Linked DNA regions of Homo sapiens: region 1 is linked to region 2. Evidence: read pairs that join two places in POLR2A ChIA-PET (ENCODE). Cell type or tissue: PC-9. All regions are shown on one strand. Each heading gives the region's core, and the rest is flanking DNA. Links, peaks and the distances in the headings are about the cores only. Region 1 overlaps ROCK2 (Rho associated coiled-coil containing protein kinase 2). Region 2 overlaps E2F6 (E2F transcription factor 6).

The links. ChIA-PET counts read pairs that join two places held together with the same protein. Peaks named below come from ENCODE experiments on the same cell type or tissue, not always from the same donor. Only the 100,000 strongest peaks of a DNase experiment are listed, where the experiment ranks them.
Region 1: POLR2A ChIA-PET joins it to region 2 with 5 read pairs; 4 of 35 experiments call an interaction of 5 or more read pairs at or near these places.

What each region holds. Positions count from the first base shown.
Region 1 is chr2:11,200,578-11,205,965 of GRCh38, forward strand. It overlaps ROCK2 (Rho associated coiled-coil containing protein kinase 2), which reads right to left. Exons shown (of 33, transcript NM_004850.5): 21 at 1,475-1,544; 22 at 733-836; 23 at 380-566. Among named protein-coding and RNA genes, the nearest start is that of SLC66A3, 48 kb to the left of the region's middle. RefSeq lists a silencer at 2,926-3,220. In PC-9, for the core only: no CTCF peak of the experiment used is centred there; a DNase peak (open chromatin) is centred at 3,104; H3K27ac peaks cover 2,898 bases.
Region 2 is chr2:11,458,694-11,464,081 of GRCh38, forward strand. All of the region lies in intron 1 of E2F6 (E2F transcription factor 6), which reads right to left. Among named protein-coding and RNA genes, the nearest start is that of E2F6, 4.8 kb to the right of the region's middle. In PC-9, for the core only: no CTCF peak of the experiment used is centred there; no DNase peak of the experiment used is centred there.

The DNA of each region.
Region 1 (5,388 bases), core at 77-5,076, 260 kb before region 2:
AGGTCTAGTTAATTGATAGGGTAAACCTAACTACTTGATATTTGACCTCTCTCTGAAATTTTTATTGCAATTTTTTCAACCTGCACGGAACTGTTTTCCTGGTAGTTTCAAGATTCTTCTGAACTAAGTTCTGTTTAAAAAGAAAAAAAAAAATGACCCTTTCACTTTAGACCTTTAACTTTGAATTCATTAACAGGTGAAGTCACTTTTAGTAAGCTCCTCTGACAACATTGAGAAGGTGGCAGTTAACTAGATTAAAAATCTTGTAGTCAGCATATATAATTTTTCATTTAGATCTGTGATACTTAGTATGTCTAAAGAAGGTTTAAGATATAGCAATTTAACTATAATCCAAAAAAGCACCAAGAATTTGACTTACAGAAGCAATTGTAGCATCTTTTTCCGTAAGTTCCTGTTTGTGTCTAGCCATCATCTCTTTGATCTCCAGCTCTTTCATGATCTTCTCTTTTTCCAAATCAGAATATTGTTCTTCAGCAATTGAACGAGCCAGTTGCTCAGAATCTGCTTTGGTCAAGGTGATCTCCAGTTGGGCAGCCAAAGAGTCCCTACATTTTAGCAATATATCATTTTAATGGTTCAGTTTTCACTATGAAGTGAAAGTTTTTGTCTAATTCACTTCATCAATAATTTTTTATTTGGTGATTACCAGGCATTGTTCTAGGAGCAAAGTATACAGCTATGAACAAAAAGAGACAAGGGTCTCATACTTACCGTTCATCCTGTAATTCCTGTTTCTTCTGCTGCAATTCTTTACCAAGTTTGGTCTTTTCTTCACATTCTTCTTTAAGCTCCCTAACTTGTGTTTTATAAAGGGTCTAAATAGCAAAATACAACAGAAATGCGTATCATCATCAGAAATATTACTTCTACATTCAAAAGCTATTCAGACAAAAAGGAGAATGAACACATACAAATATTTTCTTACTGCTAAGTCCCCGAGCAAATGAATAGTTTAATGAACTTTCCTATTTCTAGTCATCAATTAACTAATACAAGTTCAGGTAATAATTAAGAAGCATGATTTTCAACTGGATATCACAGTGATATTTCTCATTTAATAGCACAGATAGGTAAAATGAATAAGGAGGCAAGGAAAAACATTAACAATTTAGACAAAAAAATGTTATTGGCTTAAATCAATAAAACAGGAGTTTCTACTTCATATTTTTAAAACTGATCTCAAAAAAAGCACAACTATTAAAATGATAATTTTATTACAATTTTATTTCTTGCATTATGAAAATATTTTCTTCCTGAAAACAATGCTGTTAATCAGCTTCACCAGGTATGTTTTGTGCTTAGAATTATTTTTCTAGCAATGATAATAAATTTCTCTTAAACTATCTACATTCTTTTGCCCAGCTGCTCTTTTTATATGAGTTGTATGGTATAAATAAAATATCCCAACCAAAACTCTGTTTGCTATTTGCAAATTAATGTGTCTTGAACTTACTGAGAAATACTGTTCTGCTTCGAGCTGATCCTGGAGCTCTTTCATTTGCCCATCTGCATCCTGACGTTCTCTGTGAGGACAATGAATCAAAGGTTTAAATAACTTACACATATTTTAAACGAGCAGCTCTCAAAGTATGGTCTGGGGGAAGCCCTGGGAGTCTCTGAGGTTCTTCCACAGAACCCATAAGGTCAAATCATTTTCATAATACTGAGCACCATGGTTTTTTTTAAAACTCTCATTCCCTCGTTATATACCGTATGTACTTTTCCTGAGGCCACATGACTTGTAATTACATCATTCTGATGGCTAAAATAACGTGTTTGTGTGTTCCTGTGTTTTAAAGTTTTCTCAGTTTTAATTTCTAACACAATACAAATCATTAGATATAACAAACGTAAACAAAAACTCATTTGGAACCCTTGATGATAATAATAATAATAATTATTATTATTTTTGTTTTTGAGACGGAGTCTCACTCTGTCGCCCAGGCTGGAGTGCAGTGGTGCGATCTGGGCTCACTAAAAGTTCCGCCTCCCGGGTTCACGCCATTCGCCTGCCTCAGCCTCCCGAGTAGCTGGGACTACAGGCGCCTGCCACCACACCTGGCTAATTTTTGTATTTTTAGTAGAGACGGGGTTTCACCGTGTTAGCCAGGATGGTCTCGATCTCCTGACCTTGTGATCTGCCCACCTCAGCCTCCCAAAGTGCTGGGATTACAGGCGTGAGCCACTGCACCCGGCAGAACCCTTGATAATTTTTTTAAGAGTATAAAGGGGTTCTGAGACCAGTGTTATACTAAATCAACATTGAATCACACATTCACATACAGACACTGTGATCAGCCATTTATGCCAACAAGTAGAATCCAAAGAGCACCTCAAATCTGGTGATCTCAGTGGGGAGTGCAGAATGCCTGGGAGGGGGCTTCTGGGGAGGCGAGAAGTGCTGGCTTTAGATCTAAACATGGATGGTGGCTGCACAGATTTGTATACTTTGTAAAAATTCACTCAGCTCCACACTTAGTATTTGTGTACTTTTTCTGTATTATGTTAATCTTCAATAAAGGAATAAAATAATAAATAAAATAAAAGCAAGCCCAACAACCCATTTAAGAAGCTGGGTTGAAATGGTACATTAAATTCTGGCCTTATTTTAAAAACATAAAAATTATAGTTATCCGAAACCAAAACTAAGGAGGAATAAAGCAAGTTGGAGAACAATACAATTTGTATGATATAATTTAAAAACAAGCAAAAAATAGAATCAAATGTACAGAAAACTCAACCTCACATATATTTGTTCAGATATATAGATAAAGGCACAGAAAACAGTCTGGAAGGAGAAATAACAAATTGTTGATATGTTACCTCTGGAGAGAGGAAAATGTCTGCATTCATGAAGGAGAGCTTACGTACTGCTTTTTTTTTTAAATGTAGTCAAGTATTTTACAATGGGAAGCTATATGAACACCACTTGGGTATTTTTAAAAACTACAATGCAGGAAGACTCAGAGGGAGCACGTGATTTAACCCTAGTCTCTTCAGTTCGTATACTGCTTAGGAGGTTTATCCTCATTCCCATTTAACATAATTTGGTCACTTTGTTTACTCACTGGCTCTTAAACTTGTGGGTAAAAAGGGAAGTTATGACTCAATGTCACTTAACTGTGTCATTTCTGTATTTTATTGTTGATGAGTATACTGTAGAGAATTCATGATTCTTATTTCTCCATGAGTCAAAGATGTGAGAGATGCAATTTAACAAATATATGAAAGGTCAAGTTTTAAAACTGTCCGATCACTGTCAGCTAAGCCCACTTGTAGCAAACCACAGTATAATTTTAACATCAGGACCTTCTTCAAGAGCTGATATCTTTCATTTATATGTAACTTTTATAACCTAATATTTATTAGGTATTTAAGAAAAGTAATTTTCAGAAAGTATTATTTCAGAAAGAACCATGTAATTACATGATTACAAATGAGGAGTACAGAACAGAAGGAAGAAATTACAATGAGAAGTAGAAGTCTCCTCATTTGACACCTCTCCACCCCTACTAATCCTATTCGCCTAGAAGAAATAACTGTTTCATTTGTGTTTTATCTTTTGGTGGTTACCTCCACATCTCATAAGTTTTAGATATTATTTGCCCATTCCCTGTTGTCAGACTTGAATTTAGCTCTCTTGCCTTCCCCAACCTCTCCCCACCTCCCAATATAGTTGTATCACTCATCTAAGTGGTATAATGAACCCCCCATTTCCCTCTTATAGCAACCACAAACTATAATCTCCCCGGTTTACTAGATGAGAACTCTAACACTCCTATCCTGTCATTGTTTTTGAAATTTCATGAGAATATGTCTAGATATAGATCTTTTTTCATTTATATGCTGAGTCCCTTCAGTCTAAAGACATTTCTCCTTCAGCTAGGGGAAATTCTTCTCTATTATTTCTTTAATTTCCTCCTCTTGGTTTTTAGTTCTTGCTGGAATTCTTATTCGCTGGGTGCTAGATCTCCTAGAACAGTCCCTCTGGGCCTTACTTACGTCTTTCAAACCTTCCATGACATTTCTTCTTTTGTTCTACATTTTAGGAAATTTCTTTGACTTTGAACCCTTCCAACAAATTTATATTGGCAGTAATTATTCATCTTCAAGAGCTCGTTCCTATTCTGGCTGTTCCTTTTACATTGTGTCTGGTTCTCAATTAATGGAAGCAGTATCTCCTGAAATCTTTGATCAATACTAATTACCAGTAGCTTTTTACAGTGCTTTTGTTTTTCCAGAACTTTTAGCAGTTCTCTTCTACTCCTTGATATATGTTTCCTCCGGGGGCACTTTTCCTCTTTCATTATCATAATCTTCCTCTTTCAGATTGCAGGCTTTCCTCAAATGTTTAGTGATACTTGGTTATTTACTTGCAAAGGGGGTGGGAAAAACTTTAATCTCTATGTATGTAGGAGTTTTCTCACTGGCAAGCTTCAGTTTAAGATGAGAGGCTTTAAAAGCCAGCATTAAGCAAAGGGACCCCTAAATGCCAGAGTGAGAAAGGCTTTTCACCCCATATTAGCTGTTCTAATTACCCCAGAGGTTGTACCCAATTACTCTGTAGAGGAGAATGCTCTGATAAAAACCTTAGTGGTGGGAGGTGCCTGGCTGCAGACATATCTGCAAGGTTAATGGTAGAGTATGATCAGCAGATTAGTTCATTTAGTGTCACAACTTACTCCAGGCCTTATTTGCTCTGAATACTTCTTTTCCATCTATATCCCACTTCATGTATACCCCTGGCCTTATATATACTCCTTTCTTCTTTTGTTCTACTTCATCAGTCACAAGGCTTCCATCTAACTGCCATCTCATTCACTAGAGAACCTTCTTGCCCTCCAACCCATTCTCATTCTTATTTATTGTGGGTTTATATATTTTTTAATTCCTTTACTAGAGTTTTTCTGGAATCTTACAAGAAAGAAGAGATATACATGTTGGCCATTTTAAAAAGAAGCCAACATAGCACTTCATATGTAAATTCCCATTGCATGTATTTTTTTTTTTTTTTTACCTTCTATTCACTTATGTACCTGCCTTATCTTCCCCACTGAATAACTAATGATAAAATGCTAGTAAACTTCTCATGGGTAGGAAATGTATTTGGTTAATCTTTCTATCTTTCATAGTAACTACTACAATGCCTTACACCTAAGAGGGATGTAATCATTCATACAACATTTATTGAGGATGTAGTATATGTAAAACCTTAATCAAGGATTGGGGGCCGGGCACAGTGGCTCACACCTGTAATTCCAGTACTTTGGGAGGCAAAGCCAGGCAGATCACCTGAGGTCAGCAGTTCAAGACCACCCTGGCCAACATGGTGAAACCCTATCTCTACTAAAAATACAAAAATAAGCC
Region 2 (5,388 bases), core at 106-5,105:
TACTGGTGTTAACAATATCCTCGGCACAATGATTTCCTTATCATCTATGACAAGATGATAGCATCTATTAACAAATCACCCCAATATGGAATACTCCCATTGAGACAGAATCCCACTGTAAAATTAATTTAGTTGTTAGAATTGAACACGTAGACCTGCTAGGGCATGCAACACTGGAGCTGGGAATGCTGGCCTTGGGGGTAGGGACTAGGTCTGGCCAGCTCTCTCAAACAGTGCTGACAATGGTGACTTGCAAACATGGTATCCAACAGTGAAACTCTGAAGCAGTCCTATCAAAGTCAGACATTAGACAAGTGTGACCAACTGCCATTGCTATTTTTACATTTAACCCCTCTGCTAATAGTATGAGACGGGCCAGCTACGGTAGCAAGATTCTTGAATGGAAAAAAAAAAAATCCATCCTTATCACATTGATTTGAAACACACATAAACAAACATCCTAAATCCTTATATATAAGCTCAGAGGGGCCTTGCTGCAGAGGTTCCCGTTCTTAATTCAGAGTAGCAGGCCCAGGACTTACACACTCTACTTACTGGCTCCCAAAGAGGCTGCCTCGCTAGCTATGCATTCTAGGGTGTCTTCTCTGCTACACACCTCCCTACCCATCTCATCTAGACAGTGGATCACAGGTTGGTACAGAAATAACACCTCAGTTAGGCATAATATGAAAAAAGATGGCTTTGTTTTCCCCACTCTTTGCTATCAATGCAGTTCCATTACATATTGGCTATACTGATGTATGTGGGAAAACAGTCTCCAAGAGCATTCATTTGTTTTTTTTTCCTCTTCAAATACAAAAACACTCTATCTTGGAGGAATCACAACAGTACCATTGCCCCTCAGTGGCAGACATCATATACAGACATATAGATAGAAACATAAGTCCAGGCGCGGTGGCTCATGCCTGTAATCCCAGGACTTTGGGAGGCGGGGTGGGGGGAGGAGATCACAAGGTCAGGAGTTCAAGACCAGCCTGGCCAACATAGTGAAATCCCCGTCTCTACTAAAAATACAAAAAATTAGCTGGGGGTGGTGGTGGGCACCTGTAATAAAAGCTACTTGGGAGGCTGAGGCAGGAGAATCGCTTGAACCCGGGAGGCAGGGGTTGCAGTGAGCTGAGATCGTGCCATTGCACTCCAGCCCAGATGACGGTGCGAGACTCCGTCTCAAAAAAAAAAAAGATGATAAATAGGCAGATTGTTTGCATGCTAGCTGCAAAATGAATGGAGAAGTCAGAGGCTTACAAAATGAAAATCACTCAGGCTGATCTTGTGCCCTGACAGAGTATACAGCTCTCTAGGAACCAGCATCTTCTGGGGCAAGTCAGCATATTTTTTCAAATTCCAAGCTATTTCACCACTGCTCCAAGTCCCCTATTTAAAGACCTATACTTTATTGTGTAGCTTTGAAGAGCTGCTTCAAAGGTGGAAAAAAAAATAAAAGATGAAGTTTAGGGACTAAAATGCTAAGCACTGCCTCCAAGCTGGTTAAACCTTTCTCTATACAGATGTTTCTCTACACCAATTCTGTTTTGGGGAGCAATATTCCTTCAAGAGGTCTTTGGAAAGGTTATTGCATTCTCACCCATTCAAATTTTCCTTATTTTTCAATTATGCAGACCAAGTTCTACCTCCAATCAATGCTATTTTCTCCCTTCTCAGAAGTCCAGATCCTCTGGGACCCTCTTTCCCGTTTGTCCTTGGACAACAACTTCAGATTCTCTGGCCTTTGGACTCTAGGAGTTACACTAGCAGCCTCCCAGGTTCTCATGCTATGGACTTGGACTGAGCCATGCTACCAGCATCCCAAGGTCTCCAGCTTGCAGCCAGCCTATTGTGGGGCTTCTCAGCCTCCAAAATCATGAGCCAATTTCCCTAATAAATTCCCTCTCATATATCTACATGCAATCATGCATCTTCTCAGAATCGTCATTAGGCGATTTTGTTGCGTGAACATCATAGAGTGCTTAAACAAACCTAGATGGTACAGCCCACTACACACCTAGGCTATACAGTATAGCCTATTGCTGCTAGGCCACAAACCTGTAGAGCATGTGACTGACTGAATACTGTAGATAACGGTAACTAACAGAATGGTATTTGTGCATCTAAACATAGAAAAGGTAATGTTTGGTGCTATGACCATTATGATGGCTACAATGTCACCAGGTGATAGAAATTTTTCAGCTCCACTATAATCTTACAGGACCAGAAACCTAATACAGATTTGGTACCAGAAGTGGAGTGAGTCATACTTTGCACCTCACCTTTAGGGGTCTGCTGGGACTTGGGTCTAGTAATAGGTCTAGAAGCAAAGAGGGGTGGCGGGGTGGGTCCTGATGAGAATCAGCACTGTCTTGTCCGGGAACTGTTTCAGAGGAGGCCATTACTATCTCCACAGGCAATGCAGAATTAATCCCCTTAGACAGGGGTGGAAAGGATGATACCACTGTAGGTGGAAATGCTACTGCCCCTCTGGCAAACAAGACTCATCAGAATTTAGGGGCTCAATGTGTCCAGCCTCATCTTCCCACATGATCCCATCCAAACTTGCAGGACCCCACTCTTTCCCAACCAATACCCTCACTTTAACAGTAGATGCTCTGTGAGGCTAAGAGAGTTCAACTTTCTATTTTATTTATTTATTTATTTTTGTGATGGAGTTTCACTCTTGTTGCCCAAGCTGGAGTGCAGTGGCACAATCTCGGCTCACTGCAACCTCCACCTCCTGGGTTCAAGTGATTCTTCTGCCTCAGCCTCCCGAGTAGCTGGGATTACAGGCGCACGTCACCAAGCCTGGCTAATTTTTTGTATTTTTAGTAGAAACGGGGTTTCACCACATTAGCCAGGCTGGTCTCGAAATCCGGACCTCAGGTGATCCACCCGCCTCAGCCTCCCGAAGTGCTGGGATTACAGGCATGAGCCACCATGACTGGCCAAGAGTTCAACTTCCATTGTAATTTGGCCAGTTACATGATGAAGGCTTGTGTTTGATTTTCAGCAATTTCAGCCCCATGGCTACAGGATAGAAGATTCTAACCCAGGGCACACTTAGAAACTTTTAGGTCATTTATGTGGAACTCCAGCCATGAAACTGAATCCCTGAGCTCATCCTTTTCTTTCATCACTTTGTCCAAAGACAATAGGAGCAACCAACCAATGTCATTATAATCCTTGTTTTCCCAAAAATATTTGAAAATATCACATATAGCGTCACTAAATTCTTTGCCTCTTATAAGCAGTGAATTAGAATAAAAAGGCATTTATTTTGCATATCTATAAACAGTTTGTGTCATGGACTTCCAGTGCTCTCTCTACTATTAGAAGTAGAGCTCTTGGCATTTTTAGATTCTAATCAGATTAAAGAATCAATTCCAAAAACCCCAATTAAGGAAACTCATCTTTAATATTCTGTTTCCCAGAACCATTCCTGGTACCAAAATCTGTGTTAGTATTGGTCTGTCTCTCTGGAGAGCCCTGACCAATAGAGTAATAAATTCAATTCTGGATATAGAGTAGTCCACCCTTATCCCTGGGAGCTACATTCCAAGACCCCCAGTGGATGCCTAAAACCGCAAACAGTACCAATCTCTATATATACTATTTTTTCGTATACATACATACATGTGATAACATTTAATTTATAGATCGGGCATAGTAAGAGATTAACAGCTAATAATAAAATACAACAATTATAGCAATAAACTACAATGAAAGTTATGTGAATGTGGTCTCTCTCTCAAAATATCTTATACTGTAGATCTTAGCGACCTCAGAATAAGATTTTTTTTCTTTCCTTACTAAGTCAAGAACTTAGATCTTTTCACTTAAAGGAAGCACTTCATCAATTCTCTTCAGCATACTGGAAGCACTACTGGAAGCATACTGGAAGCACTACTTTTGTGCTTTGGGGCCATTACTGAGAAAATAAGGGCTACTTAACACAAGCACCGTGACAGTTGGTCTGAGAATCAAGAAACAGCTACTAAGCGACTAAGGGCAGGGCGCAGTGACAGCATGGGAACTCTGGACAAAGGAAGATTCAGGTGCTGGGTGGTACTGGACAGCTCAAGATTTCATGACACTACTGAGAATGGCAAGCAGTTTAAAACTAATGAATTATTTCTGGAATTTTCATTTTAATAGTTTGGGGGACCACAGGTTAACTGAAATAAAGAAAAGTGAAACCTCAGATGAGAGGGGACTAATAGGAGTTTGAAACCTAAGTAGGAAGGTCTAGTAGACAGCTGGAAAACCCTGAAGGAGATTTATAGATTTGGGAATTATGACATGGTAACTGAAAATACCAGAACTGTATGTCTAAGATTTCAAGGGATGTATCTGCTGATACTACATGCAAACTAAGTGGTTTTTCCACAGTGAGCTTAGAGTTTTTATCACGTTCTCAAATATTAAGACCACCAATACAGATGGTACCAATATACAGCTGACCCTCAAACAACACAGGTTTGAATTGTGTGGGTCCACTTAGAGACCAATTTTCTTTACCCGCTGCCACCCCTTAGAGAGCAAAACCAGCTCCTCCTCTTACTCTTGTTCATCAGCCCACTTAGTGTGAAGACAAGGATGAAGACCTTTACGATGACCTAATTCCCCCGAAGGAGTAGGATTTTCTCTTATTTATGATTTTCTTAATAACATTTTCTTTTCTTTAGCTACTTTACTATAAGAAAACAGTAACTAATACATATAAATACAAAATATGTGTCAATTAACTGTTTACGGTATCAGTAAGGCTTCCAGCAAACAGTAAAGTTTTGGGGGAATCAAAGTTATATTCAGATTTTGAATTTCATGGGATTTGGTGCCCCAATCCCTGAGTCGTTCAATGATCAAATGTAGATGGTAACAGAAGTCATGGGAGGAGTGAATGAACTCCCCTAAGAAGAATGTGTAGAGACGGTAGAAGAGAACCCTGAATAATACCAACATGTGGCCAGCTGCAGAGGCTCACGCCTGTAATCCCAGCACTTTGGGGAGCTGAGGTGAGAGGACTGCTTGAGCCCAGGAGTTCAAGACCAGCCTGGGCCCCATAGGAAGACTCCCATCTCTAAAAATAAAAATAATTAGCCAGGTGTGGTGGCATGTGCCTGTGGTCTCAGCTACTTGGGAGTTGGAGGCAGAAGGATCACTTGAGCCTGGGAGGTAAGGCTGCAGTGAGCCATGATGTGCCACTGCACTCCAGCCAGGGTGACAGAGTGAGATCCTGCACCGGGGGGGGGGACAAAAACAAAAACAGAAAAACAAATCAACATGAAGGAATGGGAAGAGGATGAGGACAAGGAGAAGCCAGAGAAGCAGATGGAGCATCAAACGTCAAGGAAGCTCAAGGGAGGGTTTCTAACA